Linked DNA regions of Homo sapiens: region 2 is linked to region 1. The links are chromatin loops, found by intact Hi-C in ENCODE. Cell type or tissue: Caco-2. All regions are shown on one strand. Links, peaks and the distances in the headings refer to the core of each region. The heading gives the core; the rest is flanking DNA.

Region 1 (15,973 bases), core at 5,258-13,257:
TGTAACACTTTTACAGCCTTTCTAATATTAATTAAAATAATATTGCAGAACCATGATTTGTGGTCCCAGATGTGGATGTGTGATTCATTGCCGTTTAGTCACTCTTGGACCCATTTGAGAAGAGTGTCATGTTGTCTGAGAGATTTGGATCCTGCGACCTGATTAATTGATGTACCATAAACGTCTGCAACATACCTATCTTCAAAGACAATATATTGTAATACTTAAGTGCTCAGATCCTCGACTTTGACTGCCTGAGTTCACATCTCAGCTCCACCATTTAGCAAAGCTGTGTAACTGAGCCGTTAGGTAAACCCTCAGATTGAGTTTCTTCATCTGCAAATGAGGATAATAAAAGTACCTACAACAATAAGTTTAGGAGGAATAAATCATTTCATATTTTTAAAGTGCTTAGTTCAGTATTTGACATGAATTAAGTGTGCTCTAAGAGCTATTATTTTATACTGCTAGATATTATTACTTAAAACATGTTGAGACAAAATATAGTTATTTAGTGTGAAGAAGGGTATATAGATATTTTCTGTATTAGAAATTAATAGAGAACAGGTTTTTCTACCTCCTTGGCATAAATGCAGGTATAAATTTAAAATGAGTTATTTATTTAGATACCAGTTGTGAGATTCTCTATCCCTGTAGCCAATACACTCACTGTTTCTTTTAGGTCTTTTCTTCCTCTGTTTCAATGTCCTTTCTTATGATAAACAGGGACATACAAGAACATAACCTCCAATTAAATCTCCTGAACTTTGTCTGTTATATGACAAATAGGTTTGGGTATTCAGAGCATATTCACTTATTATATTATACAGTCACCAACATAGCTTCAATAATAAAAACAAATTCGGATTTTACTCTTAAAGTGAACATTACTTTTTATAATGAGGAGACATAGTCTTCCTTTGACTTTAATGTTGGGCCTTGTTAACATCTCTGTTTCCTTTCCTTCTCCTCTGTCATAGCAAAGTTTTACTGGAAAGAAGAAAAAAATAAAACAACAACAACAAAGAATCCCTACTCTTAAGGGAAGTGGAAGACAATGACTGTTAAGGATATCAAACTGGTAGCAAATTTTATGTCCAGATTCCTCCTGCTGCCATTGTATTGTTGTTGAAATAAATATTGGCTACTGAAGCCTTATGAAAGTACATAAGTAGCCACATAAATCTGGCTATGACTATGTAATCCATCTCTTTCTTTTTTTGTTGTTGAGATAGAGTCTCACTCTCTCACCCCAGCTGAAGTGCAATGGCTCAATCTCAGCTCACTGCAACCTCAGCCTCCCGGATTCAAGCTATTCTTGTACCTCAGCCTCCTGAATAGCTAGCATTCCAGGTTTCTGCCACCACATCCAGCTAATTTTTGTATTTTTGGTAGCGGTGGGGTTTCACCATGTTGCCCAGGCTGGTCTTGAACTCCTGACCTCCAGTGATCTGCTCATCTCAGCCTCCCAGTAATCCATCTCTTTATAGAGAAAGAAATAGTCCTCCAGGAGCAGCACAAATATTCTGCCTTTAATATCTTCAGATTTTTGTAGAATATGTTAGTAACAAATTTGAAAACGGTTCTGTAACTATATTTAAAGTTTGAAATTGCACCCACTTTTGTTTCATTTCCCAGTAGTTGCTGTGCAGATAGTTCCATTATTTCTCAAGTTATAAGGTAATTTTACTGGAAAAATTTCTAAACACTTCATTGACACAAGCTAAAAACTGCACTTTGCTTACAACCAACTGAAGCAACATTTTTATCATCAAAACCCATTATTTCTTTATTTCCTAAAACCTTGAAAGAAATCAGAATATATATTTTCTCTCTGAATATAAAACTTTTTTTCCTTTAGGTATACATATAATGTTTGTGTCTGACTTTTCCAGCAGAACATTCCAATTGCAGTACCCAAACCAAGAAGAGAGATAGATTATGTAATTTCTTATCTCTATTGCACGAGCACTACATACCCGAGCCGAAGCGTAAAATAACAAGTTGAAAATATTATATATGTGGCGCATTTAGTAAATAGAAACTTCATCTTCTGGAACCATTTGTGTTTTTATGGAAATAAAATTGAAAAAGAAGACTAGATTTTTCACAATGTTACTAATATGGAAATATCACGTTGGTAAAGCTGGAGAGAAAAATGTTATTGTTTTCAATATCTCAAATTTGCTAGCTGTCTGTTATGTGCTTTTACACCACCAGTATAAAAGACTTGGCAAAAACCATTTTTAAAAATAACCTGTTTAGATTTAGATAGTTTTACACTGTGAACCCTGGAGATTCTTCTGGTACAAATAGCTTCCCTAGGAACAATGTTTTTATAGAACCTCTCACACTTTCCACTTTTTTTCTTTGTCCAGGTTATTTTTTTTTAACTCTTTCCTTTTTTTTTTTCTGATTAGCTTATAGCTCTGTAATTCCAGCTGTTTCATTCTGTAACTCTAAAACCCTATCGCTGGGGAGTTCTGTGTAATTGCCTATAATATGTACCACATTATCCATTTCAGGAACTGTGCTGAAAGACAGCAGCAATAAGGGGGTTTCTAAAGGCAGTCTGGCTTACGCTAATGGACCTAACAGGAAGGAAATGCAATTTGAAAGAAGCTGATGCATATGTTCTATTGCTGAATATAATGTTTGATTTAATTATTAACTGTCAGTGATGGAGAGGCAGATCCTGTTCAGCTCTACTTAGAGTGCAATGCTTTGCATTCAAAGAAAATAAATGACAAAAGTTTTGTCTTTCAATCTATAACTTAACAATAGGAAATGATATTTCTTTCTACCAAGAAATCATAGTTTTCTGAATTACCTTTATTTTAGACATAAATTGGGCAATGCTTTATTTTTTTAACCCCTGTTTTAAAAATTTCTGGCTATTATTTTCTTTGCTTTTGGATTTCTTTTCTTTTTTGCTGGTAGCAAACATGAAAACTTCCTTTGACAAGTAGTTTTGAGTTAAAGTCAGTCTTGGATTGAGTAACTTTCTAAATCCCTTTCCTGTTGAGGGTTCTCTCATGTGTTGACTGGCAGTGGACATTTCAGTGAGGAGGGCTGAAATGCGTAGCCGTCTTTGTCTTCTTTTTCTCAGAATGAGTTATTTGGCAATGAGCTTCTGTCCATTTCTTTTAATTGGCATTTTGTGACTTCCAGTAAGGCTCTCCCCTACTTTAAAAACCCATAATTGTATGTGAAAGACAGAGGGCAAGATGTAAAGAACAGATTCACTAGAAAGCAAATATGTTCATGCCTCTTCTTAGTTACTTTATTCCTACATTGATAGAAAATGACTTAATATATACAAAGAAATGGGTATCAGCCCACTGAATTTGCAAGGGAGCTGAATGAACAAAATGCTCTGCTGGGTCAGTCAGCTGGAAAAAAGTGGTTTAGTACTGTGTGTAAACAGAATAATGAAGCTATGTAATTTTAATTGTGCATTTTATATCTATCTGGTGAGATTATTATCTTTGACACTAGCCTAGGCAGATACATAACTGGGGCTGAAATTAAACAATAATGATGATATTTGGAGTTCATCCAAAATGCTCTCTATTGTTTACGTGAGTGGCTTCAACATCATTATTTGATCCATAATTTCTCATTTTTTATTACACATATGTTCTTCATATAATAGCACACAACATCAACTCAGTGGGAGGCATTTTTCTTTATGATTTCAAAAGGAATTGTTTATTTTTGTCATGACGATAATAGAAAGCAATGAAGCTTCCTGGAAATACAATACCACAATTCAAATATCTAATTGATTTTAGACAGATTAAAGAAAAATATAGGGTCAATCTGTGTTTTTGTTTTCTCAAACAGCATAAACGTCTTATTTCAGACTTTCCTTTCTTATTTTTGGCTAAGGGATTCACAACTTTAGTTATGAAGGACTGGAATCTGGCTCATGTAGAATTATTATTAAATTGATAGAGGTTAATTCTAATGTTCTCAATTCTAAGGACTTTAGAAGCATATAATTTATCCATGGAAGTGCCTAGTGAAAGCAGTACTTGATGAACTTTATAAAGTTCAAAAGCTCAGTTCCTAGAAGCATATCAATCACAAATAATGAATGATGCTACTCAAATTCTATCATTTAAATCAAGCCACAAGATAGCCATTCTTTCATTTTTCCCCAGACTGTCTAGTTAGATAAGTTTGATACATTCTCAAAGATGATTTTAATAGGATTTTAAGTCTTCTTATCATTGCCCTTTGTTGTATTTTAAATAATTTCTCATTTATTTTAGTTTAAAATAATTACACGTGTAAGCATTTTTACATTGCTATTAGAAATGTGTTATTTTATGTTTCTAGGTATCAGCTTAAACTTATTTTTTAAATGATAAAAGTTTTAAATATTTTTAAATGTTCAAAGAAAGCAGACATTTGTACCATGACTGCTTGTCCTTTTCAGCATTTGTAAATCTTATGTATGGTACGTGTCTAATCCTATTGCCAGTGTGGGATAATTGCTTATAGGTTTGAACAATTACCCCTCCAAAGTGCACATACAAGTTCTGAGTAACCCCCATGGAAGACATAATACTTCAAGCCCACTTAAAATGCGGTTTTTTAAAAATGCCCGCGAGAGTCTACCAAATGGGACTGAAGTCATTTCAGGGGCTACATTTATATACCTTCGGACTGATGGGAAGGTATTGACCCAAACACTGAAAGATCTGTTTATAAATACAGTGCAAATATTCGACTGTGCAGGTGTATCTTTATTTCTAATATGATTCCTCCAGGCAGCAAAACAGGTGTTCTGGCTGCATGCTAATCAGGAAAAAGAATGTCTGAAATATGCATCTGCACACTGACATCTGGACAGAGATTGTCCAAACACATTCTCAAGTGCAAAGTCTTAGAAAACGGGCCTCTTTTGCTTTACTTAGTACCGAGAGGCATATTTTGCATGTGGAAAAGCCCACATTCGCCTGCCATTAGGGACTGCTACTTATGTGTGGCAGATGAGGCAGCCAGAATGCAGACACCGACTAACAAGCTGGCTGAGTTTAAAAAACTCAGGAAAAGTTTCTAGGTGTTCTGGAAGAGTAAAGTGTTCCCTGACAACAGGATTGAATCTCCAGGAAGGTAGAGGTCAGCGGTTATTGGAAGGAAAGCAGAGAGATGGGTGATGTTTATTCAGAAGCTTCCTATTTGGTTCCTTCTTCATTTCATTCTGTTCAATTCTTTTTGTCTTAATTCTTCCCTTTTCTTCCTCAGGGGCACCTCTGCTCTTTTCCTTCTTCTTAAGAACTGAATTTTAGTTGTTGGGATTTTTAGAATACAAAATATGTTGAGTTAGATTAATTAGAATACTTCACAGAAAGTTTCCTGCCTTCGGTTATCCTCTTGACAAAGATAAATGCAAATTCTTACAGGACTAATAAACTCAAGTCACATTTTCTAGGTACATTCCTATAGGTGCTAGACAACTGAAGTAGCATAATAAAGAGAGAAACAACTGAAAAAAAGGAACAAATGGAAGATATGCTGTAAAATGTATTCACAGCTCCTGAAATGTGTTCAGTTGTGAATTTTTATTTGGTCCATCTGTCCTACCATATATTAACACCATAATTTGTCTCAAAGATATACATCTCTATTTTAAAATATTTAAAATTGAAGTGAATTACCTTAGATTTGTATGTTTGGGGTGGGTATTTTGTGCCTACTTCAGTGTCAACCTAAAAATTATCCAGAGAAAGAGATAAATGCACCCTTTAGTTCATAAAAATACACTACAAATTTTGATTATGTATTAATTCTCCAACTTTTATTCATCAACGAACAAGGAAGCTCTGTGGGAAACAGCCACAATCACAGCAGCCTGTCCTTTTCCAGAGCCCACAACTGTTCACCTTCTTCCCAAAGTCAGCTCCAATTGGGCTTCTGTTAGATTTGTATTCTATAATTTCAGTGACTGACAAAAAGATTCAGTAGACAGCAAAATCTACATTTTAACAACATTTGTAAGATTTATCCAAATCTATTACTTTTTTTTTGTTAAATTCCAAGGACTGCGTGCTCCAGATAATGTTGGTGTTTTCTCAATAATAAAGTCCCACTTTTAAATTGTAAGAGAATGTGAGATCTTGAAGAACATCTCTGAAGATTCTATAGCTTTTTAAAAGTCCACTTTGACAGTAACAGTTATAATAAGTTTTGGAAGATATAATGATGCAAGATTTGATATAAGGTACAAAGATGCTGCTCCTCACTACCTCTCCCAAGACATCCATGCCTGGATGGCATTCCTGCACCCGTGTCCCTTCACATCTACTCCTACTCAAGGCCCCATCCACATGACACCAATTCTGTAATTCTTCTCATCATAACTCTAACTAGAGACTGACTCAATTCATCCTCTGAAAACGTATATTTAATCCACATTATGAGAGAAAGAGAGAGAACAAGATTCTCTTAAGAATCTTAAGAATCTCTTAAGATTGCTTAATTACTCTATGACATCTAAGACAGACACTTTATATGTAAAGATTTAAAAAATAAAATAGACAGTTTTTATGTAAAGATTTAAAAAATAAAATAGAACCTGGCATACAATAAGTTGAAATTACTATTAAGGTTTTTGAACTGCTTAAAATCTTCCTCTTATAACAAGGTGGAGGAGAATAAAAAATAACGAAAACGTTTATTTTACTCATTTCATCCTGAAAATGTCCTATTTTGGTTATTTGATTAAAATTTTTAAAGAGGTTTGAAATAAATTGGAGGTGCAGATGAATTCTTCCCACAGAGGGTTTTGTGTGACATTTTTTTCTTAACTGTCCTTTCTATACAACTTCCAGATTGAATTAAAGCTAACCAAATATCATGGATATGACTTATATAAACATCTTTACATATGTTTGTGGCAAGGGAGCCCTTTCTTATGTCATTACCTCATAGGAGAATAGTAACCTGTATTATTTGGCAGCAGATGTGATTGGCATATATTAAAGCAAGTTATCTACAAGTAGAAAAATATCGAATGGGCTTATTTTGCTTGTGAATAAAGGTAAAGACACAACTGACATAACTGGTGCTCAATTTTAACACAATATGTTTTTTAGCTTTTGTAGATGGAGCTGAAGTTACTTTGGTAAAGCAATATTAAGCTCATTTGGGATTTGTTATAAAGTTCCTGAAATACATTTTGTTAAATGAACAAATTCTGAAAAAGAAAACATCACACGTATACATGCCTACTTATTTTAGCCATGTCTATTCACATAAATTAATTTGGGTAGAGAGAAGTTGAAATAAAATCATCATTTGCTTTAAAATAGCCAATTAGTTTTTGGCTGAATAACTTAACTCTCTTCCCCACCACGACGCCAAACTGCTTTGCCTACTTTCCATCAGCCAATTTAAGTTTTTTAAAAAAGTGTAAAGTGTCAGAAAAAGAGAAAAACAATAAACACTCCAGAAATTCTGTGAGTCTACTTGGTATAAGAAAATTTTTGTTGTTTGGATCTTCAAAGAGGGAAAGAAGAATAAATTAAGAGTCTCAGAGAAAAAAGAAAATATCTCTGAGTAGTCCTTTTTACTTCTTGCTGAGAGCAGAACTTATCGAGCAGGTGACCTTTATGAGATTATTGTTTATGATCACCCGGCGTGTGCCAAGAGTAGCAGGAAAGAGTATTCCAATTTATTTCAAAGGTTACATATCAAAATTGAATATGCAGTACAACTACATTATCATATGGTAAACTTTTACATAAGAAGTTGGAGCTGAACCACTACCATTGTTTCCCTTCAACCCAGTGTGTTTTGATTTCTGTTCTGCAAAACATGTCCCTTCTGATTCCTAAAATGGAATACAGCGCAGTGATGCAAATAAAGGGAAAAAAATGTTGTTGTTTGCTGTTGCTGTTGTTTCTCCAACTGAGAAACTTGATTCAAGTTTAGGAGATCTATGGAATTATTTTCTCAATGTATTCTATGCAAAAGTAATGAAATTTATTCAATGTTCACATTTTTTAAAAACCAAGTAATCACCGTCATCTAGCAATGTACTACAGAAGTTGAAATAACAATACCAAAGAGTCACATGGGCAGCAGCAAGAAAAAATTCTGCTTCTATCAGAGAAGGGAAATTGACCAACAGGGACATATTTTTCCCCTACCCATAAAAGGCTTTTAGGGAGAGGATACTGTGCATTTTGCTTTCTTCAATTTTCCTGCGCATGCAACTTAACGTTTTAGTTCAATAAGTCTGCTCATCTTCAACTTTATCGCTTTGCACAGAGGGGAACATAAATGGTGAGAATTTCCTATCCTCTTCTTTCCTTCTCAGTTTTCAAACTCAATTGTCAGAGAAACTCCAAGTGCAGAGTTGACCACACCTAACCTCGTTTCTTTCTTAAAATGTGCTAATTGAAAAAAGAGTATTCTTGCCTCACAGGGTAGACAAGCAATTCTTTAAATTAACAGATCAATCTGCAAACATTTGCTTAATGTCTGTTAGACCTTTAACATACTTTGGTGTCAGAGTTCAAAACTGAGCCAATCACTTTATCCTAGGGGCAAGAAAAATAAGGGGAGCAACCATCTTCTCAGTTTCCTTTCATCTCCTGCTCCTGAATTCTCCCCAGGAATGGCAGACATGGTAGAACAGCATGGCATATGGCTCCTCAGAAAGAATTGCTATATAAGAGTCCTAGAACAGAAAACATTTTCCCCCTGAAAATGGGAATTTTAAATCAGGACTCTCTATGCTTAAACCACAAATACATTTCAAACTGCTGGCATAGAAGAGTCCAACACACCATCTTCTGGCATCAGAGCCCCTTTAAATAAGAGAATCTGAATAGCTCCTGCAGCTTTTGAAATGCCCTCTGATCTCCACCGTCTCTAATGCCTGCTTTCACGTGTACTTCCATGGGTTCCCGCGGTAACTGACAACGCGGCTCCCTGCAACTTCAAAGCCAAACTTTTCTCTTTGTCTGGTGAAAGAGAATTTAAAGAATGACAACAATGAAGCAGGTATAATGCTGGAAACTGGATACAAACCAGGTAAACAAATCTGAAAGACTTCATGCAGATATAGAAAGTTGCAACAGCTCAGGAGAAAGCCAGCACACACACTCAGGCTATGTGGTTCCTCCTACGTGCAATTAGCAAGTTTCACAGGCCTGTCATTCAACTTGCTAACTGACGCTGATCTTCTAAGAGATACCTTAATGGAATGTTTTCTCATTCTATAGCTGAAAAGCAAGAATGAGTGATTTTACTCTTCCCAGACAACAGTTAATATGCTGTATCATCACAAAATCCATCAATTTATTTTTTCTTCATTCATTCATTCACATACTCATGCTTGTCAAGTAACTCATTTATGCCATGCACAATGCTAAAGACTTTCATACATTTAATCTCATTTAAACATATTTTATTCCCATTTACTGTCAAGAAATTGAGGCTCAAAGAACTTAATTTACTTTTTCTAAGTCACAACTAATAAATGAGAACAAATTGTGAACCAAGGACTTTGAACCACCAAGCCCAGTACAAATGCTCCAAGTGAAAATAAATACAGTGACAGGTTGCTATGGAAGCAGAATAGTGGGGTAGGTTAAAGAGGAAGGGGGAAAATGCAGGGAGGTCAGAGAAGAATTTATAGAGTGTCATGTGAAATAAGATTTGAAGGATGGATAGAGTTATATCAATGGTTTCCTATTTATCCAAAATGGGAAGGCAATTTACATTGGTCAGTAGGGGGGGCATAGAAATAGAAGAATGTAGAATAGATTGAGTTCTGAGAACAATGAAAAATATGATGTGTTCAGAGTCAGGACAATGTAGCAAGATGAAGGGCTGCATGTGTGAGGTGGGTTCAGATAATGAAGGAGCCTGAAAACCACACAAAGAGCTTGGCGTATACAATGTCAGCACAGAGCATTATGTAATGCTTCTGAGCATAGGCAGTTGAGGTTAGATGGTGCTTAAGATGATTTCCTAGCACCAGTTTAAAGCTGGAGAAAGGAAGATATTGGGGGTAGAGATTCCTGAGCTTAGAATGCTGTATAAAGATTTCAGGCTGCAAGTAAAGAAATCCGGACCTTGAGTGAGGGGTGGGAAGAAAAGGAGGTGCACAAAGGAGATTTGCCACAGGAGTGCTGTCCTTCTCATCTGAAAATAATCTTGTCTGTCATAATGATCAAGGCCGGTCTAGCTAGGAAAGATAGCCAAACTGTAGGGATATGTAGCAAATGGGTTAGAACAACTCCCTGGCCGGTTTCAACACCTGTAAAATGGAACCAAGGATGCCTTCCTCCCCACACAGCACACTTTGAGGAACTGCTGTTGTTTTTCGCAGTGCCTCTGTGTATTGTAGCCAGCTCCTTCTTGACACACACATCAATAACTCTGTTCCCCAGCAGTGCTCAGAGAGCTCCTCTGGTGCTTTTTTTCTTCTGCATCCCCAACCTCACTTGCCCTCATCTCACTAGTCCCCAGATTCCTAGACTTATCTCCTAACTCACTGTTCTCCCTGCAGCTTCTTTCAGCACACCCAGACACGGGAGAGCAGTGGTATGTGTCCTTGGTTGGCTCTAATAGTACAACCTCAGCCCAAGCAAAGAAGTAAATTAGAACTGACACCATCCACTTAGAGTTTTAGATATTTGTTTCTGTACTCTCTCAGAGCATTTACTGGTTAGGATCAAATAAAATATATTCTTTTTTGTCTTATCTACAGGCTTTCTTCAAAAGGTCTTTTAAATCCTTGGGAACAACCATTCATTAATTTTCTCACATCTCCGTGGTAAAGGAGAGGCATGGTAACTATTAGCAACCCCATTTTACAGAGAAGGACCCTAAAGCAGGAAGAGGTTTAGTGACTTGCCCAGAGCCAGTCTGTCAATCATTCCCCAGGGAAATCAATACCAGCATTTCTGTGGCCCTCAAGAAGTTTCCTTGCTTTTCATGGGACCACAGAGGAGGGATTTAATTTAAAACTGAGACTTAAACTCTGGTGTCCTCTCATGTACTTAATTTCCTATTCTTGAGGTCAATGATTTTCAAACTGTTGCCTGAGGAAGTTCAAGTGTTCACAATGGTGCTTCAGGGTTTGGAGCAAGTAACAAAATATTTTTCACTGAACAGTGAATATTTAAACTATCAAGGTACCCATTCTTTACTTTTACCTCCTTTATATATTGAAATTCTGAATAAGATTTTTTTTTTTTTTTTTTTTACAATTTGAAAACCACTGCATCAGGTCATGCTATTGTCCAAAATGGGCTAGGGTACAATAGTTATAAATCAGCTCTTCAGTAATGTCACATACACAAGAATCAGAAGAACTAAAAGATCTGAAGCTAATTGTATAACAAAGAATAATTTCTCATCAAGAGAAGTGGAGCCCATTATACTCTTGAAATAATTTGAGATTGAAGCTTTTTTTTAACTATCTAGCCTCATCTTGCATTGACTGAAAAAGGAGTTTTAATTCATAGTATGTATTAATATTTTGTCTAGGAGGTAGATACTTTTGATTTCATATTATATTCTATCACAAAAAATAACACTATATTCAACTAACAGTCTCAGCTTGGATTGGACTGAAGGCCTTCAAATCCTCTCTTAACATCTAAAGATTGCAGGAATGCTTTGGTGGGTATTTACTAGAGGTTTTGGTCAGTTCTCAGATTCTGAGACCCCTTTCAAATAAGTAGCTTTGCTATCAGCTCATGGCAGTAGCAAGCATGCTCAGAAAATCTCCTAGACATATAGACAAAGTCTACATTTTCTGTTCTGCGTAGAAATCACCCTGTCAAGCATTCTTCAAAATGTGCCTTCTCTTTCTGGTGTGACCCAGTTAAACTAGCTAATGCATTCCCACACAGCCTTCAAGCCCCAGCTCAAGTGTCTCCTGGCACCAAAGCCTTCTGCATTGTCTATCTTTTGTTTGCTGCACCATATTTGACTCTGCATTCTTCCCTACTCTGCTCTGTGGCCTAGGAAGCTGACCCATATTGACTTCATCGATGGGATCCCTTTTCCTTTGCCTTCTGCCTGGCTTTGGCCAGTGAGAACACTGGCAGAAAATCAGAAGACAAGGGGAGAGTGAGGCAGGGTTTTATCTCTTTAGCGGCATCCCTGGGGTTGCCATCCATCGTCTGTGTACTGAAGATCATAGCTCCTGTTAAACAGTTTTCTCCATCCAGCTCTTTCTGTTCCAGGATCCAGGAATTACTGTCTCCCCTGCTCTTCCCCTTCACTCCTTGAAGCCTGGAGTATAATTTCCAACGTATTGCACAATCTTGTTTCCCTACACTTGCCCACACCTTTGTAAATGGTCACTGTAAAAGCCTTTCCTCTGTTGCCTAATTTGAGTGTGCCATGTGTTTTTTGTCAGGACTCTAACTGGGACACTTTCCCGTACCTCCATTTCTGAATCAGAGTGAATCTCTGGTTCCACTGTACTTCCACAACTTGCGTATGAGTGACACATATCACGTTACAATGATCTGTTTATAAGTCTATCTCCCTTCCCAGAGTTCGAGGATATTCTTGAATCCTTGCAATGTCTGGCACATTGTAGACTTGAAGTTAAAGTCTGCATAGACATTTTCAGCCACTGCTTACTTTATTGGTCTACAGACATGCTAGCAAGGCTTTGAAAGGGCAGAACTTCCTAATGTTACTACATCCACATGCATACATCATTTCCATTCTCAAGCTTAGAGGAAATAACATGAAGATGTGATGTCTGTATCCCCTATTCCTGACTGTGAGTTCTTCTAGGATACATTTCCCCCCAGTGTTTATCAAGTGCCTGACATTAAGTAAGGCATACATAAATGTTTGTTGAATAAATGAATGGATCTCTTTTTTTATGTAAAACCCAAATAATTAAGAAAGAAACAAAATAAACATGGTATGTTGTTTTATTTTCTTAGTTTTAGCAATTCATATTTTTCTTTATACCTTAATTCTGTGAATGGGAGTAAATGGGCACTGTTGCTTCCCAAATACTCATAAGGATAAAATAAATACAGCAAAGATAGTCAAAGTAGAGATGAATTTTCTATGTAAGATTTGCATAGTTTTATAAAGTCAGTAAACTTTTGATTAGTAATGAGACTCACCCCTACATTTTTTCATAGTTTCTTGGAAACTGGAGGGAATCTTAGAAAGCATCTCATCCAATCTCTCATATGTTAAAAAAATATTTATCATACATCTACTGTGTGCCAGGCACATTTTAAGACATGGGAAATATGCTGCTGAACAACATGCCTTTGTGAAGTTTACTGTTAATAAAAAAGGAAGAAAATAAAGAAGATAAATAAGTAAAATGTGCCGTGGGTTAGTTGGAGATAAGTATTAAGGCAAGAACTAGGAAATGGCAAGAGATTGCTTCTTTTGGATGAGGAATTCCACCGTCATACTCATAACAGAATGACAGCTGGTTCTATCATCCTAATGATGATATTAAAACATTTCCAGTGATGGGGACACTCTACCTCAGAAGGTAGCTACTTGCTTGGATAAATATTTCTGGTTTCTAGAAGACTTTTTCTTACATTTCAACAATCTTAGTTGTCCACGTGCAGGTAAGAAAATGTCAACTTAACAGCAGTCCTTTGGATTTGAAAAGAAACTACTTGAGTTTCACTACTCATGGTTTTAAGGGTATCTCAAAAATTTATTTCTGACTTTGTTTCTTAAACATAGTTTCATCCTGAATATGTAAAATACTATGGAAATAGCAATAATATTCTGTATTTGTTACTGCTTTGCCCTTTAAAAAACATTTTCACATATTTTCTAATGCCTCTTAATCTTCAGAGTAACTTCCAAAATAATAACATCTTTATAAATGAAGAGACCAAACCTGAGATGTTAAGTTAGTGCTTTTGGCACTTTGAATTATATACTGAAGAGATGTAAAAAAATCTGTATACATACCAATGTGTTTGCTCTGAAAAGTCAGCCTGTTACAGGTCTAGTAAGGAACAGGTAGCTATAATCTATTTTTCTATTGATTTGATCCTTATAATCAACTTTTGACCTTGTCTTTCTAGAATGCTAGTTTAATAAGAGCAATTTATAGTGCTATACAGTTTTGGCTGATCATTGAGAATAAACTTCCTAATCTTTTTCATCCTGTTCAAACTAACATTCCTATTGCCAAGAAATTATAAATTTGCGTATGAAAGAAAAAGAAATAGCTTTAGATTCTAAAGTGTTTTCGTTTTTAAAAATGTTTGTCATCCATAGGTTTTGGGGACATATAAATCTCTAGATGCTCATTTTCCAGTATTTAAGTAGGATTGCTTACTCATTCAGGCACTTCTCCTGCTTCAAAATCCTCAGCATAAAATATTCCTCCTTCGTGGAAAATCTGATTTCTCTAACTGCAAAGGTCATGGAATAATGTCAATTTGAAGAAAAAGATAGGAGAACTCATTTAATGTTCCTAAGGTATAATTATGCCCTAGAAAAGTCATTTTCTCTAAACATACAGCATTCTTTCTTAACCAAAGGCAAGGCCATGGAAGCCAGTACAATGAAATGCCTCATTTCATAGAAAAGATACCTAAAAACAAGAATTTATAATACAGCAACTATGTCCAAACTCCTCATATGTCCTGATCTCTGAGTTCAGCAGCCCAGAAATTCTCTTGTCTGTACTAAGTTATAATTTTTAAGTCTTAAGGGAAACTAATCAGAAAATCATAGGTACCTGGAAACAGATCCACTAGGGTTTCCTAACTATTCTCGTAATTTTAACTACCCTACATTTGCCATAACTTATGTTTTCTCTATAGGGAGATAGTGTCATTTATAATCAGAAAAGTAAATAATCATAGATTGCAGGTAGTGTCATAAGGATAAAATACTGAAGGATGGATGGAAAAATGTTAGTAGAAGGTGGAGGCTGGAGGCAGGGAGATGGATTGCTGGAGACAGGAGAAAAAATAAAAAGGACAGCAGATAACAATTAGTTTTTCTCCCTCGTGCAAGGTTGGTGATGAACTGTGGATTGAGAATAGTGATGAGTTATTTATGCTGCTGGTGCACTCATCACCTGGTGGTGTTCATGCAGATTTCTCATAGAGGAAAGAACAAATAGAGCATCACTATAAGAGCTTCAGAAATTGAGAGAGTTTTATTGAAAATACTCATCACATCTCCAGGCCTTCTAAACTGGGCTAGTGCACACATTTAAAATCTAAAATTTGACACCAAAGATGGGGGGTGGGGAGTACTTCCAGTTCTATAAACAACTACTGAAATCATATTGCCTTTTGCTAAACTTGTTAAAGTAATTCAGTGGTAAGAGATCCATATTTCATATTTCAGGCATGTTCAGGCATGCTGGAAAAGGGGCAAATGCCAAGCCTTGTATATCTCAGATCTCAGGAGGGACACTGAGCTATTATCGGGTCTATATACATATATGTGTATCTGTGCATTTGAGTGAGCTTCTCAGACTTAGAGACATACACTTACATATCTGCTAAAACATGCATTGATTGTCCATCACATACATGGTCACTCACCTTACAAACAGCTCTCAGATAGCAATGCATAATAATGGCTACTACAACATCCTCTAGTTTGGGGAACCTATCCTTCATTTTCACCTTCACATATATTAAATCTACCCATAAGACAAAGATACAGAAGTGGCTTCTAACTGCTATGATAAAGAGTAGCATGGCCTTAACTTTCTTTCTTAATTTTTTTTTTTTTTTTTTTTTGAGACGGAGTCTCCCTCTGTCGCCAGGCTGGAGTGCTGTGACTCTGTCTCAGCTCACTGCAAGCTCTGCCTGCCGGGTTCAAGTGATTCTCCTGCCTCAGCCTCTGGAGTAGCTGGGTTTACAGGCACGTGCCACCATGCCCAGCTAATGTTTGTATTTTTAGTAGAGACAGGGTTTCACCATGTTGGCCAGGATGGTCTGGATCTCCTGACCTCATGATC
Region 2 (15,973 bases), core at 3,263-11,262, 51 kb before region 1:
CTGGCCCATCAACCTTACCCTACTCTCAGAAGCTGACTTGTGCACTGATGTTTATTAATGTATTTTTTATTTATTAAATAATTATTGGGTGTCTGATATATGCTAGATATTGTTTTAGGCATGAGGGATGGGGTAGATCTGTAAGCAATCCATCAAAATCTCTTCCTTCACAGAGTTTATATTTTGGTGGAGGAGAAACTGTAAGTTTTATGGTTGTGAATGATGGCAGTGTTATGGAGAAAATTAAAGCAGGCTGAACAGGGATGCAGAAAATTGGTGTGGGGGTGGCAATTTAGAATAAGGCATTAGGAAAGACTTTACTAGGTTGACATCGAGCAGTAGCAATATTAGTAATGCACTTTCATTCCACTTATACTTGGTTAAGTGGTTAAAATATTCAATTTTGAGCAGCTAAGTAGATATTTTATGTGGTAGCCTCCAAAAATCTCAACGTCCTAACACCTAGAGCCTGCAAATATTAACCCATATGTTAAATGATACTTTGCAGATGTGATTAAATTAAACATATTGAGACGGGGGTATCATCCTGGATTATAAAGGTGGGCCTGATACGATCACATGAGTTCTTATAAAAAGGATGCAGGAGGAAGCAGAATCAGGAGAAGGCCATGTGATAACAGAAGCAGAGGGAAGCCCAAAGACAGAAGAAGCTATGCCAGTGGTTTTGAAGATGAAGGAAGGGGCCATAAGCCATGGAATACAGTTGACCTCTGGAAGCTAGAAAAGGCAAAGAAATGAATTTTCTCTGGGAGTCAGAAGGCAGTAGCCCTGCTGACACTTTGATTTTAGCCCTGGAAGATTCATTTCAGTCTTCCGACTTCCAAAACTGTAAGAGAATACATTTGAGTTAATTCACTAATTTGAGGTAACTTGTTATAGCAACAGTAAGAAACAAATATGCTATTTATGATCGTTCAAATCCAAGAGTTCTGCACATAGGCTGTGCCTTACGAATACAGCTAAATGTACTGATTAAGAACTCTAGAGCCATAATAGCAGGCTTGGATTTCCAGCTCTGCCACTTACTATTTGTGAGACTTTGTACAGTTATTTAACATCTCTGTGCCTCAGTTGTCTCACAGATACAATGATGATGATACTAGTACTTATGCGTAGGCATTTTACAAAGAGCTAGTGTTTGTAAAATGTAGTAGAGTTTTTGATAGATAAGAGTTAAATAAGTAAACTGGGTTTAGAGGCAAACACTCAAGTTAATATTGTAGTTATGCCATTTTATAGACCAGTAATGTGGGCCATTCAACTTAACTTATTTGAAACCTTGTTTTATTAGCTGGCAATAATATTTGCAATACACTGTAAGGCTATTTTGAGCATCACAGAAAAAAACATGAAAAAGTAGAGTCTGATTTATTCATCCATCCATCCGTCCATCCATCCTTCCATCCATCCATCCTTCCATCCATCCGTCTGTTTACAAATACTTAATAAACATCTACCATGTGTCAGTCACTCTTATGAGTCCTGGAATTATAGTGAAAACTATCACAGACATATTCCTTTTCCTGATGGCAGTTTTATTCTAGTTAAGAACACAGAAAATAAGCAGGTAAATGAATAATTTCAGATATTGATGAGTATGTAATGAAAAAAAATGGAAAAATGCATCTCTGTTGACTTTATATTTGAGCCAAGCCTGAATATTGAAATGAAGCTAATCATACTATGATATGAGAAAGTGAGTTTCACACAGAGAGGACAGCAAGCCAAATTCGGTATCAATTTCAATGTTCAAAAAAATCAAAAGGTCAGTTTGGCTAAAGTGTAGTGAATAAGGGAGAGGATGATATAAGATGAAATCAGAGTCAGACATGGTCCAAAACCTAGGATTTTATTCTACTTATAATGAAAACCAAAGAAAGTTTCAACCATCGGAGGATGTGATCTAATTTATATTTTTTAAAGTTATGATAGTTGTGGTGTGGTAGATATTTGAAGCAAAGATACGTTCTTTATTTTAATTTTTTAATTGACACTGTGCATATTTTTGAGGTATACTTTGATGTTTCTATGCATATATATTTTGTATAATAATCCAGTCAGGGAAGTTAGTGCATCCATCACCTCATGCATTTATTATTTCTTTGTGGTGAGAACATTGTCCCTTCTAGCTATTTTGTAATATATAATATTATACTTTACTGTTAACTCGTTACCCTGCTGTGCAATAGAGCACCAGAACATATTCCTCCTAAGAGTAACTATGTACCTATTGACAAACCTCCCCTCCTCTTCCCTCCCTTCCTAGTCTCTGGTAACTATTGTTCTACTCTCTGCTTTTGTATCATATATATTTACATTCCACATATGGGTGAGATCATGCATTCATATTTCTGTGTGTGGTTTATTGGCTTATTTCACTTAACATAATGTCTTCCAGTTTCATCTACGTTTTTGCAAATGACAGGAGTTTATTCTTTTTTGTGACTGGATAGTATTTGATTGTGTATATACACCACATTTTATCCATTCATCCATCGACAGACACAGGTTGATTCTCTATCTTGGCTATTGTGAATAGTGAATCTGCATGGTAGTGCAGTTATCTCTCTGACATACTGATTTCATTTCCTTTATATATATATACCCAGAAGTGAGGCTGCTGGATCACATGGTGTTTCTATTTTTAGGGTTTTTTTTTTTTTAAGAACCTCATGACTCTTTTCCTTAATGGCTGTACTAGTTTAAAATCCCACCAACAGTCCTCAAAGTACTGCCGTTTAGCCACATCCTTGCCAACAGTTGTTTTCATGTTCTTTATTTTATGAGAAGCCTATTCATTCTCATTGGAAGCCTCCACCATTCTCAGAGTATGTTCAAATGCATCTCCAGGAATGGGAAGATAGGTTGCTTATAAAGGGAAAAAGATATATATATCAACAACTATCTCTTTCTATGCAATTCTCTCTCTGTCTCTCTCTTATCTACCTATTATCTATGTATTTATATCTCCTGCTTTATCTATAATAGGTATAGATGAATTACAGTACCACAGGCTAAATCTGCCTAATACCTCTATTTTTTGTAAATATAGTTTTATTGGAACACAGTCATGCCAATTTGTTTATTATTTGTATTGTCTATTGCTGGCAGGGTGGAGTGGTTATTGCAGAGACTATATAATCTTCAGGACTCCAAATCTTTACTATCTAAATAGAAAAAAACAAAAGCAAACCAAAAAACAAAACAAACAAACAAAAACAAAAAACAAAGACAAAAAAAAAAAAACACCCAAAAGAAACAACAACGAAAAACCCTGTCAGCCCCTTTTCTTACAATACATTATTCATCCTTCTCTTGTCCTAGTCTTGGGGTTAAGACCCCTGGCCTACCTTCCTCTCCCTGTTGCTCATTTACTACCAAACCTAATTTTAGTGTTTCCTTCAACTTTCTTGCCAGTGGCTGTGTTTCAGTTTCTTTACCTGGACTTTTTTGGGTGGTTGATATCCACAGTTTAGCTTTGTCTGATGATTCTTTTGATATATTCTAATTAACAGTTTTTCCAGGAATGATATATGTATGTTGAATCACATATTCAAGCACAACAGAAATCCATTCTGCCATTTAACTTCATGGACTGTTAATATTTAGATAGATTCAAAATGCAAATAAATTCATTTTCTTCTTCATTTTCCACTACATGTAGGTCTTTCAAAATTCACATTGAGGATGAAAAAATCACATAGCTGGCAGGCATGTCGCTTCAAACAGAGATCTCTTTTACTGGCAGCCACAGCATAATAGAGTCTTAGAATCTGTTTGCAGTCCATTCACAGATATTTCCCACATCTCCTCCCCACATCCATAATGTTAAGTAGTCAACATCATGATGTCCTTTTATTCTGTTAGCAATCATTCTGTTGCACGGTTATGTAATAATGAGTGTGTTACTTATTTCTTCTGGACTTTAGTTTCCTCTTTCACAAAATGAGGAGTAAAATCAGATTGTCTCTAAAATTCCTTTCAACTCACAGGTTCTGTAATATATTTTGAAGTCTCTCTGAAATTAAGCCTTGAACAAAAGATGATTCTTGAGCAAATACATGGTGAATATTAAATTAGTTTACTTCTTTACCAAGCCCCCTGTGCAAGATAAAATGTCTGCAGCACCCTCTCATGCTGGTGACACAAAGCTGCTGTTTTCAGTGGTCACTGTTGAATGCATTCACTGCCTTGATCTCTTTGATATAGTTCTGTTTACACACGTGTTCAGAACTAGCTGGAATCACATCTCATATTTGTGATTCTTTCAGAAATAAAAAATGTTCATGCCCTGAAACAGCTCCTTTTTATACCTGACAGAACAGTTTGGTCTCTGTAAATTCAGGAAGTTATCGAGTGCGCCCGCCAGGAGGTAGGGGATTTTGCAAATCTTTTAAGTCAGATAATATTTTCTCACAAATATAAATAAAATCCTTAGTTTACAGTATGTCATCTAGTGTGGCAAAGGAAGAATAGATCCAAATGAAACAGTGGCCTTTAGAAAATCAAAACACCATACCTTCCTTTAAGAAGCACTGGATTCATCTACTTTGCCATAGCTTTCTTTAATCAGATGAATGTAACAAGTTGATTAGGCTTTACAAGCGTCAAGAAAAGTCAGAACCACTTAAACTGAAAAATAGGACTCAGGATGTAAATTATTCACAGTTCATTAGACTAAGACAAGCATTTCTCAAACATTTCTGTATGCTTGAGAAAAGCGACATATTGAACCCTATTTTACTGTGAGGCTCAAAATGGCAATTAACAGTCTTAAGCTGCATATAAAACCCAATATGAACTGCATTTACAAGAAAATTGTGTGAGAATCAAATTATGTTATCTTTGGTTTGAAGAACTAAGAAATAATTGCCAATAAGTATTCATGTATAGGACCAATTTTTTTGAAACAAGTTATTTTAATTACTACTAGTGTCAGGAGTATGTGAGGGTGATTTTATTAGATTTAATGTGTTTAGAGGAGCTGCCTGACTGTGGCTGCTATTCTTGACATGACATTAGAATTTATTTTATACTTGCATTTTTCATCGCAGACCACTGTTATAATAAAACTATAATTTATTTTAAGTTAATCTTTTATTTTGCAATACTTTTTAAAAACTTCTGCTGAAAAAATAGAGCTGAATGATGAATTGCACAGCAATATTTTTAAAAGCTACAGAACATCTACTGAACTAGTAAGAAGCAAATAATGGACTTAACAGTTGTGAACTCCTCCCTATATTTGTATTAGATAATGTCTGTTTGTGTTAGATCACTTGATGATTATTCTACTTGTTGTTTTTTCTACAGTCTCTACTTTGACACAACTTTCAGTAATTTGAAATGTCCTAATCCTTCAAGTACCTTTCTCTCCCTTAAAGGCCCTACCCTCTACATGGCAAACAAACAAACAAAAATGTTTGTAAGAGAAATGAAACAAAAACTAAAGTGTACGTTAGGCCACTGAAAGCAAACAAAATAAACTGGAAACTGTCTTTTACCGTATGATGTGATAAGTTCTCTGAAAGCTCACCCAGAAAGACAGCATCATTCTTTGTGGCAAGCAGATTGAAAATTCAGTATGTCTGAGGTTGACATATATGGACTTCCTTTCACCCCATCTAAAAGTAAACTGCTTTTTCACTCAGGGCTATTTTCTCGTTTCAGTCCTTGTAAATTTTCTTCACTCTGAATGCCTAAAGGATTGGCAAACATATATCTAGATTAACATATTTACTTGCAGCTGTGAATAAAGCAAAACTCAAAAAATATAGTTCAATGTTTATATTATGTTTATATTAACATCATGTGATATAAATGAACACTTTCCTAGATTTCTATTGACTATTAATTTGCAGTCATTCTACAATGAAAGAGCTTTCAGATGGTCTGGAGAAAAAGTCAGAACCTGAAATAGAAGTGAACTGCAGTTATAAAAATAAATCTCTAGAAAGAAGAGAAGAGAAAAGAGAGGAATGTTCTAATCTTACCTTCATCATAATCTTATTAGCATTTCTCAGTGAGTAGTTCAAGTATCAGTCTATAGTCTTATGATTCTGTCTCATAAATATGTCAAGTACAAAGTATAGTTATTTTAATAGTCTGTGTTGGTGGACCATCATGGATTTAATTAAGAGACAACTAGTGTATGAAATATGACACAAAAGCACAAGACTTAATGGAGAAATGTTTTACTGCAGATTTAAATCAGGGCCACAGACTTAATGATGATCCAGGCTCAGAAATCCTACTTAAATTTAATTAATGCAGACTAGTGCAGACCTGTTCTTATAGGAGAAAAAAACACAGACATAAAAAACATTAGTAATTTAAGATTCTCAAAGTACACTGCCTTATTTATAAGGTTATGTGAACATGGGTTATTAATAGCTTATTGTTTTGCATTTTGTTATGTGAGATATTTAGAATTTAAGCTGTATAAAAGTCTTTTAAAACATTATTTCTAGCCTCCTCATTTTCTGTGATAAAGCGCCACCTCCTTTACTTCTTAGCAAAAACAGCCAAAAACACAGAATGCAGTGTAAGCCATTTTAATCAGATAATGACTGAGAGAAATGTGATTTGATTTTATGTTCTTTCAAAAGGAGCATAGGTGTTATTTCTCTAACTTCACTTTACTTATGGGCATAAACAGAAGATGCACAAATAGATAAACTTCATATTTCACTTAGTAGTCCTTGTTTTGTTGTTGTTGTTGTTTTCATTAGAACCACTGAGTTGGAAAATCTGGCATCTGTATTATCTATAACCTTACTATTATCACAGAAAGAAACAATCACCAGGAATGTTATAAATTTATTGAAAAGATATAATTTTTATTACCTTTAAGGAACTTGAACAATTTATGAGGCGTAGCTTCATAACATTTACTTGTTAATAGACTTACACTAAGCCATACCCAAGATCACTTGTCTCAGTTCTTAAGAGTAAGGTTTCATATTTTCTGTTTTGTTTTTGCTTTTTAATTCTTCTCAAACTTGTTTTGTTCTTAAGGATATCTTACGAATAATTTTAAGGGATTCAAAGAAGATTAATATAAGTTTTTTTCTGACACCTTCAGATTCTGTGCTATCCAGTTTCGGAATTTGTGCATTTTGAAATTGTTCCAAGATTTCTTTCTTTTTTTTTTTCTTTTTTTTTTTTTTTGAGATGGAGTCTCGCTCTGTTGCCCAGCCTGGACTGCAAATTGTGCCATCTTGGCTCACTCCAACCTCCGCTTCCCGGGTCCAAGTGATTCTGCTGCCTCAGCCTCCTGAGTAGCTGGGATTACAGGCACAAACCACTACGCCAGAGTAATTTTTGTATTTTTAGTAGAGACGGGGTTTCACCAAGTTTATCAGACTAGTCTCAAACTCCTGACCTTGTGATCTGCCCACCTTGGCCTCCCAACCAAGATTTCTTTAACATGTCTTTTGTCAGTAACCCTTTCTGCAGTGTCTGCATGATTCTCAGTGAACCAAATTATTTCTCTCTTAATTCAGAACATTAGCGATTAAGAGCAATTTGTTATTTCTTGCCCTTGTTTATCATTAGTGGTATGTATTTTACCTTTTGCTAATCTCATCATTTCCCTTGATATATTTGGGAAAATGCTCTCATTCACTTCATTTCTCTACAATAAATCCATTCTGCCTTACATATTTGATTGTTCTATGTGTACATCGCAGTTGAGGTAACCTATGCTTAGTTAAGTTTCTTCGTTTCTTTATTTCCAGTATAGATGCTTCTTTTCTGGATCACCATTTTTGTGTGTGGAAAAAGAATGGGTTCTTTCTTGCTTTTTTATTTTTTAAATCTATTCTTGATGGCATGTACTTATTTAAAATATGCTTTACAACTTGGATATGTGGATATCCTTTTTTATTTTTAAAAATTGAAGGTGGTCTCTGTGGCTTCATAAGTATTATCTATATTCACAGTTTTAGCATTCATTTGTTTGATTTTGAGCTCTTCTACGATCCAAATGCCGCTAGATATATCAAAGATTCACTGATGGTTAGAACAGCTTTTTGAGATTTTGATTAGGATAACTTTTAAGAGGTTGGTTGTTTTAGAAGGCAGTTAAACAAAATAATAATAGTTTTATTAACCTTTTATTACTTAAAAATAGTCATTGCAATGGTTCTTTAATAAAGGGAGAGCAGGTGTTTAACAGAACTCACCTTTCTGACATAAAACTACCAGAAACCAATTATTTTGCATCATCAAAGATCTAATCAAAGTTACAAAGAAATACCATTAAGTATGGATTAATATTTTTAAGTCATCTAAGCACTTATCATACAAGTATCAATTCAGATTTTACAAAGACGAACCTGCAATTCTGATTTTTTAAAAATATATCAGAGGAATTTTAAAATATATTTTTAAGTGCATTGATCAAAAGTACAATAGTCTCCTATAGTATAACTGTGATTTAGAAAACAGCCAAGCCCTGAGTTTCTAGCATGTTTGTGTGAGATCTGTTTTTCATCTGTCATTTATATAAATTATGCAAAAGTTCACTGTGTCTTTATTTTATTTCTTCATTTTTCTTTGTTGCCAGCGTCATTAAGACAAATTCAAAGGTCATTTAAAATGACCAAAATCAACCTACAGCAATATTTAAATTTTTATTCCATGAAAAGGTCTGAATAAATTTATATTCATACAATATATTTTATGGTGTACAAATAATATTCAATGGGATCAATTTAAGTATGAATACCAAGGATTGTAAGAATCCTTCCTCTTATTTGGAGAAGAATTCTATTTCCCACAACACAGTAAACTAAAACCTGCATACTACAAACCTGAAACACGCTAAATAAAATTTGACATCCTATTAAATAAATATATGAAGTTGTAAGAAATTAAGTGAAATCTTCTGTGGACCCAAGCAACAAACTGGGAGAAGAAATTACTGGAGGTGAGCTGGCATTGAAGCTGCCGAATGCCCCCTGGGTCTGCAGTCTCTGATAGTCATAGTCTCTCTACTCAGTGCTGGTTCTCAAAACAGTAGAATTGGTACCACCTGAGAACTTGTTGGAAGTGCAGAATTGTGAGCCCTACCTTAGACCTGCTTATCGAGAATCTGTCTTTTAGTTACATGCTTATATGATTTGTGTACATATGGGGTTTGAGAAGTCTAAACTATAGTTTCAGTTAGTGTGTGTGGAAAGGTGAACAAAAAAAAAAAAAAAAAAAACTTTTGGCCTTTACAGGGTTAGGTCTTGTATTGTAGGCTTATTCCATCCAAAACCAGGGCTTGGGAAAGGCCATACCTTCAGGGAAAGGATGAACTGGGCTGGTGGAGGAGCAGTTCTCTTCAGAGTGAGACATCAAGAAAGCTTTTAGTTCTTAGCATTGGTTCTCTGTGGAAAAAGAAAAATTACCTCCCTGAGAAATCATAGCCTTTAGTAGGCCCTTTTATGGTTCAAAAGCTTGAATCTTTATTAATTTTACAAATTGAAGAGTCACAGTTTAGATTTTCAGAATTTTTATTAAAGTCAACCGAGGTTATTAGTGTACTAAAGTATCTGGCCAAGGCAAATATATATATTAGCCAATTGGAGATTATTAAGATTCACACTTAAAACATATGTGTGTGTGTGTGTGTGTGTGTGTGTGTTCATTTCTACTAGTTTTCTTTGTTTTTTATTTGTTTTTTCTTTTTTCTCTCTTATTGTCTTCTTTTCATTGTTTGAGGGTTTTTTCCTCTATTTTATCCAGTCCCGTGAAAACTATAGAAGCTGTAAACTCTATTTTTGTTCTTTGTTGGTTACTCTATAAAAGTCAAGTCCAATGTTTATATTTACTCCTTAGCATGAGTTAACTCAGATCTAGTTACAGCACACAGTGTGCTATCACTGAATGTCAGGCTCCATTCTAATTACCTCATTTAACCCTCACAAAAGCCCTGTGAGACAAGCACTATTATTACCTTCATTTTATATGAGAGAAAAATAAAGCCCATGATGTTTAAGTTTACCAAAGATACATCATTAGAAAATGTTCAAGATGGGATTGGAGATTAGATAATTTAGGGCCAGAAATTATGCTCTCAATTGTTATACTGGAAAACCTCTGCTGATTGTTCAGTATGTTAGGTCTGTCATGTGCGTGTGTGTGTGTGTGTGTGTGTGTGTGTGTGTGTGTGTGTGTTTAAATCCACCCAATTAGATTTTTATTATTTGTATACTCATTTTTTATTTATATTTAACCACATGCTTATCATTTCTTTTCTCGACTTGACTTTCCATAACTCTGACCTTCTTTCTGGGGTCATGTTTCTCCTTATTAAAGAATATTCTTTAGAATGACAGTCTGTTAGTTAAGATGAGCAAATCTAACTGAAAATGCCTTTATTTCTCCCTGAAAATACCATTCTAAGTTGATGTTATTTTCTCTTGGCACATTGAATATATTATTCATTGTTCTCTACTGGGTTTCAAAGGCTATCCACATATATTATCTTATTCCAGCTGCACAAGAAGCATCAGGATATACTTATATTTTCCTGTTTATAAACTTTTGTTTGCTTGATCATTTTGCTTATCTGTTACTTCAAGAATTGTTTGCCTAATATAATGAGATCATTTTTACCTTTTATTGAACATTTACTATGTATCAGGTACATAAGCTCTTTACTTTTCTTTTCTCATTTAGTTTCTTTTTTTTTGTTTGTTTTTCCTTTCTCTTTGGGATAGGGCCTCACTCTTATCCAGGCTGGAGTGTAGTGGTGCAATCATGGCTCACTGCAGCCTCGACTTGCTGGGCTCAAGTAATCCTCCCACCTCAGCCTCCTGAGTGGCTGGGACTATAGGCATATGCCACCATGCTTGGCTAATTTTTGAAATTTTCTGTAGAGACAAAGTCTCACTGTGTTACCCAGGTTGGTCTCCTGAAGTCCTGGCTTCAAGCAATTCTCCCACTTTAGCCTCCCGAAGCACTCAGTTTACAGGTGTGAGCCACTGCACCTGGCCTTTATTTACTTATATATCTCACTTAATCCTCATGATAACTCAGGGCCAATCATGACAACAGGGGAGCAGAAGCGCTTGGTAGAAAACTTTCAAAAATTATGAAATCGGGAAATAATATTGAATCTGCAACCAGAGATGGAAAAGCCATCCTTTTGGTCTGTCATAAAGTCCTGACAAATTAGTAATTCTATCCAGCAAAGAGGACCTAGGAAGCATTTGCAATACAATAAATAATTCATCTTCCATATAAACAAATTAAAATATTAATTAAAAGTTTTTGTCACCATCAAAGTGACCAAATTTTTAAAAGTAATAAAATCTAATGCTGATGACATTCCTAGAACATATTTTATTTCTTTTGTAAAATATTTTTATTTTTGCTTCAGATGTACATGTGCAGGTTTGTTATCTAAGTAAACTCATGTCACAGGCGTTTGATGTACAGATCATTTAGTTACTCAGGTACTAAGCATAGTACCCAATAGTTATTTTCTCTAATCCTCTCCTTCCTCCACCCTGTACCCTCAAGTAGGCCCCAGTGTCTGTCGTCTTTGTTTCCATGTGTACTCATAATTTTGCTCCCACTTATAAGTGAGAACATGCAGTATTTGGTTTCCTGTTCCTGTGTTAGTTTGCTAGAGATAATGGCCTCCAGGTCCATCCATGTTCCTTTAAAGGACATGATCTCATTCTTTTTTATAGCTGCATAGTATTCCATGGTTTACATGTACCACATTTTCTTTATCCAGTCTACTGTTGATGGGCTTTTAGGTTGAATCCATGTCTTTGATATTGTGCGTAGTGCTGCAATGAATATATGCATGCATGTGTCTTTGTAACTATTTATATTCCTTTGGGTGTACACCCAGTAATGGGGTTGCTGGGTTGAATGGTAGTTCTGTTTTCAGTTCATTGAGGAATCGCCATGCTGCTTTCCACAATGGTTGAACTAATTTATACTCCCACCAGCAGCATATAAGTGTTCCCTTTTCTCTGAAACCTCACCAACATCTATTATTTTTTGACTTTTTAATAACAGTCATTCTGACTGGTGTAATATAATATCTCACTGTGGTTTTGATTTGCATTTCTCTAATGATTAGTGATATTGAGCTTTTCTCATATGTTTTTTGGCTGCGTGTGTGTCTTCCTCTGGTGTCTGTTCATGTTCTTTGCCCACTTTGTAATGGGGTTGTTTTTTTTCTTGTAAATTTTTTTTAAGTACTGTATAGATGCTGGATTTTAGATCTTTGTCAGAGACATCGTTTACAAATATTTTTCCCATTCTATAGGTTGTCTGTTTACTCTTGTGATAGTTTCTTTTGTTGTGGAGAAATTCTTTGGCTTAATTAGATCCCATTTATCACTTTTTGCTTTTGTTGCAATTACTTTTGGTGTCTTTATAATAAAATTCTTGCCAGTTCTTATGTCCAGAATGGTATTTTCTAGGTTGTATTCCAAGGATTTTATAGTTTCAGGTTTTGCATTTAAGTCTTTAATCCATCTTCTGTTGATTTTTGTATATGGTGTAAGGAAGAGGTCCAGTTTCAATATTCTGCATATGGCTAGCCAGTTATCCCAGCGCCATTTATTGAATAGGGAGTCCTTTCCCCATTGCTTGTTTTTGTCAGCCTTGTTGAAGATCAGATGGTTGTAGGTGTGTGTCTGTGCTCTCTATTCTATTCAACTGGTCTATGTATTTGTTTTTGTACTAGTACCATGCCATTTTGGTTACTATAGCCCTGTAGTGTAGTTTGAAGTTAGATAACATGATGCCTCCAGCGTCATTCATTTTGCTTAGGATCACTTTAGCTATTAAGGCTCTTTTTTTTAGTTCCATATGGATTTTTAAGTAGTTTTTTTTCCTAGTTCTGTGAAGACTGTCACTGGTAGTTTGATAGTAATGCACTGAATCTGTACGTTTCTTTGGGCAGCATGGCCATTTTAACAATATTGATTCTTCCTATTCACAAGTACAGAATGTTTTTCATTTGTTAGTGTCACCTCTGATTTCTTTGAGCAGTGTTTTTCAATTCTCATTGTAGAGTTTTAGTTAGCTGTATTCCCATGCATTTCATTCTTTTTGTGGCAATTGTGAATGGGATTTCATTCCTGATTTGGCTCTTGGCTTGGCTGTTGTTGGTGCAGAGGAATGCTAGTGATTTTTGTACACTGATTTTATATCTTGAAACTTTTTTAAAGTTGTTTATCAGCTCAAGGATTTTTTGGGCAGAGACTATGGGGTTTTCCAGATACAGAATCATGTCATCTGCAAACAGGGACTGTTTGGATTCCTCTCTTCCTATTTGGATGCCTTTTATTTCTTTCTCTTGCCTGATTGCTTTGGCCATGACTTCCAATACTATGTTAAATAAGAGTGGTAAAAGAGGGCATCCTTGTCTTGTGCTGGTTTTTAAGTGGAATGCGTCCCGTTTTTGCCCATTCAGTATGATGTTGGCTGTGGGCTTGGCATAGTTGGCTCTTATTATTTTGAAGTATGCAGTGTGAAAGAATATGTTCCTTCAATACTTAGTGGAAACTTACTTTTATACACTGCATATACAGTGTACATCGGGACATGTAAACAGTAAAACTTTTTCAATGGCAATCTTGCAAAGGCTTGATTATATTTTGAACTAATATTTCTACTTTTAGAAATGTATGCTAAGAAAATAATTTTCTAAATGTCAGAAAAAATCTAAATATTAAAATTTCCCCTACATTGCTTATAATACCAAACAATTGAAAATAACCTAATGGGCCCAAAATATGCAAACATACAAAATTTAATTAAATGCATTCATTTTAATGCTATGTGGCCAATTAAAATGTAGTTTTAAAGAAAATTAACAATATAAAAATTATTAACGATTTAAAATTAAGTTCAGAAAGAGGTTATGAAATGGCATATATGTTGTAATACTACTTTTTTTGTAAATATGTATAGATAATTATAAATATAATACTGAAAGGAGGTATAGTAACATGATGTCTCTTTGGGAATAATTACAGAAATTTATTCACCTGTTTCTTATTTAAAATTTTGATATTTTCAGTAATAACCATATATGATTTTGTAATCAGAAAATATTTACAAGACATGATAAAAAGAAGATTAAATGAGTAGAGATAAGCCAATTTATTTTAAGGAAAGATAAAGCTTTATGAAAAAATTATAACCACAGTCGATGAAAATAGTTACAGGTTGAAATAAATTATTCATAGGACAAAGATCCAAAGCACTACGTCCTTTTTCAGGATTTCACTGGAGAATTAAAAAGGACATTCTTTAGCATCAGTGTGCAAATTCAAAACACAAACCACAGGGTGCCTAAACTTATGGGACTTATGATGATGTCCATGTGAGTATTTCCAAATTATAATCAAGCATTTATTTCAAACCACAGTGTTGCTTAGCTCTATAAAATTACATTGAATTTTCATTGTAAATCAAGTAGTGTGCTGGATACTGAAAATACAGTGAGATCCTTGCCTTCAAGAATCTCTCTGTTAGTATTAGCATGAGAGTGCAGGGTTCTTAAAGTGTGGTCCATTAGCAACTTCAAAGTCACCAAGGGTGGTACTTCTTAAAAACCTCAGACCTTACTCTAGAGATTTGCTGTGAGAGACTGATGAAGTGGTATTCACAAGAACTTCTTTAGATGTTTCTTATGCATACTAATGTTTGAGAATTATGAGTTTGAAGAAAAAACAATAAACTTTAAATCAAACAGGTCCAGAGTTGAATCTTGACTATTTCCTTATATATTGCATTTTTATAATACAATTTAAATTCTTCCACCAACACTATACTAAAACTATACAATGTTAATTATTGCTCTGTTTTAGCTATCATTTTCTTGTGTTGGTTTTCTTGACCAACCTTCCCTTGGAATTCTCTTTTTTCTGAGACTAAACACTATTCATGGGTTTCCTCTTGTCTCTTGGATCACACCTTCTCTGTCTTTGCTGTTTATTAACTAACTTATTGTAGGTAAACAAATTAACTTGCTGAGTTTCCACATCCTCATTTGTTGAATGAGCAAACAAAATGACATCATCACCAACAAAATTATCTTACAGACTAGTTGAAGATTAAGTGAAATAATGTATGTCAAGAGTTATGCCTGTCACATAGCTGGGACTCAGTAAGTGTTAACTCTTGTTGCTATAAGGGTTATGGTAGACATAAACACAAGATGCTATTTGAACTTTTGTTTAAACCCATGAATAGTGTTTGGTCTCAGAAAAAAGAGAATTCCAAGGGAAAGTTGGTCAAGAAAACCAACACAAAGAAATGATAGCTAAAACAGAGCAATAATTAACATTGTATAGTTTTAGTATGGTGTTGGTGGAAGAATTTAAATTGTATTGTAAAAATGCAATATATAAAAGATTCTTGTTGCTACAAGGGTTATGATAAAAATAAACACAAGATGCTATTTGAACCTTTGGGAAACTGGGAGTGAAATGATGAAAGAGTTAGGTCTAAGGTCTCTTGAATGATGCCATCTTTAGTTTGTTGAGTCTTGATGGTTAAGTAAAAGATAGGAAGACAAAATAAATATGTCCATTAAAAATCTGTATAAATATTTTAGCTAAATTGACCAATCAATTTTATCACACAATTGGTTGATTTGTAGAACAAATAGTTGGCCCAGTTAAATCACATAACTGATTTTTATTCCACAATTTTTTCAAGTAAAAATACTACTTTTGTTTTTCTTTGATTTAAATTTTTAGATTCAGATTCATAGAGTTACTTTCCTGTGAAAAGAAAATGATATGAACTGTAATATTGCATTTAACTGAATATAAAAATAGCTGTTTTAAACAACTGAATACATTAAATTGGTGTAGATGGGAAATAGTGAAAATTGCTTTACAAAGAACATTTTATCTTAAACCATTATCAGCTACTGGGAGATTTCTTGCACTGCATTTTAAATAGTAATCATAAAAAG

What was found. Hi-C counts contacts between places; a loop is a spot of excess contacts. Peaks named below come from ENCODE experiments on the same cell type or tissue, not always from the same donor. Only the 100,000 strongest peaks of a DNase experiment are listed, where the experiment ranks them.
Region 2: it touches region 1 in a loop (2.7-fold over the local background); 2 of 110 quality-filtered maps call a loop at or near these places.

Annotation. Positions count from the first base shown.
Region 1 is chr1:98,449,762-98,465,734 of GRCh38, forward strand. No RefSeq gene overlaps it. Among named protein-coding and RNA genes, the nearest start is that of SNX7-DT, 200 kb to the right of the region's middle. In Caco-2, for the core only: no CTCF peak of the experiment used is centred there; a DNase peak (open chromatin) is centred at 8,950; H3K4me3 peaks cover 254 bases.
Region 2 is chr1:98,400,371-98,416,343 of GRCh38, forward strand. No RefSeq gene overlaps it. Among named protein-coding and RNA genes, the nearest start is that of LINC01776, 200 kb to the left of the region's middle. In Caco-2, for the core only: no CTCF peak of the experiment used is centred there; no DNase peak of the experiment used is centred there.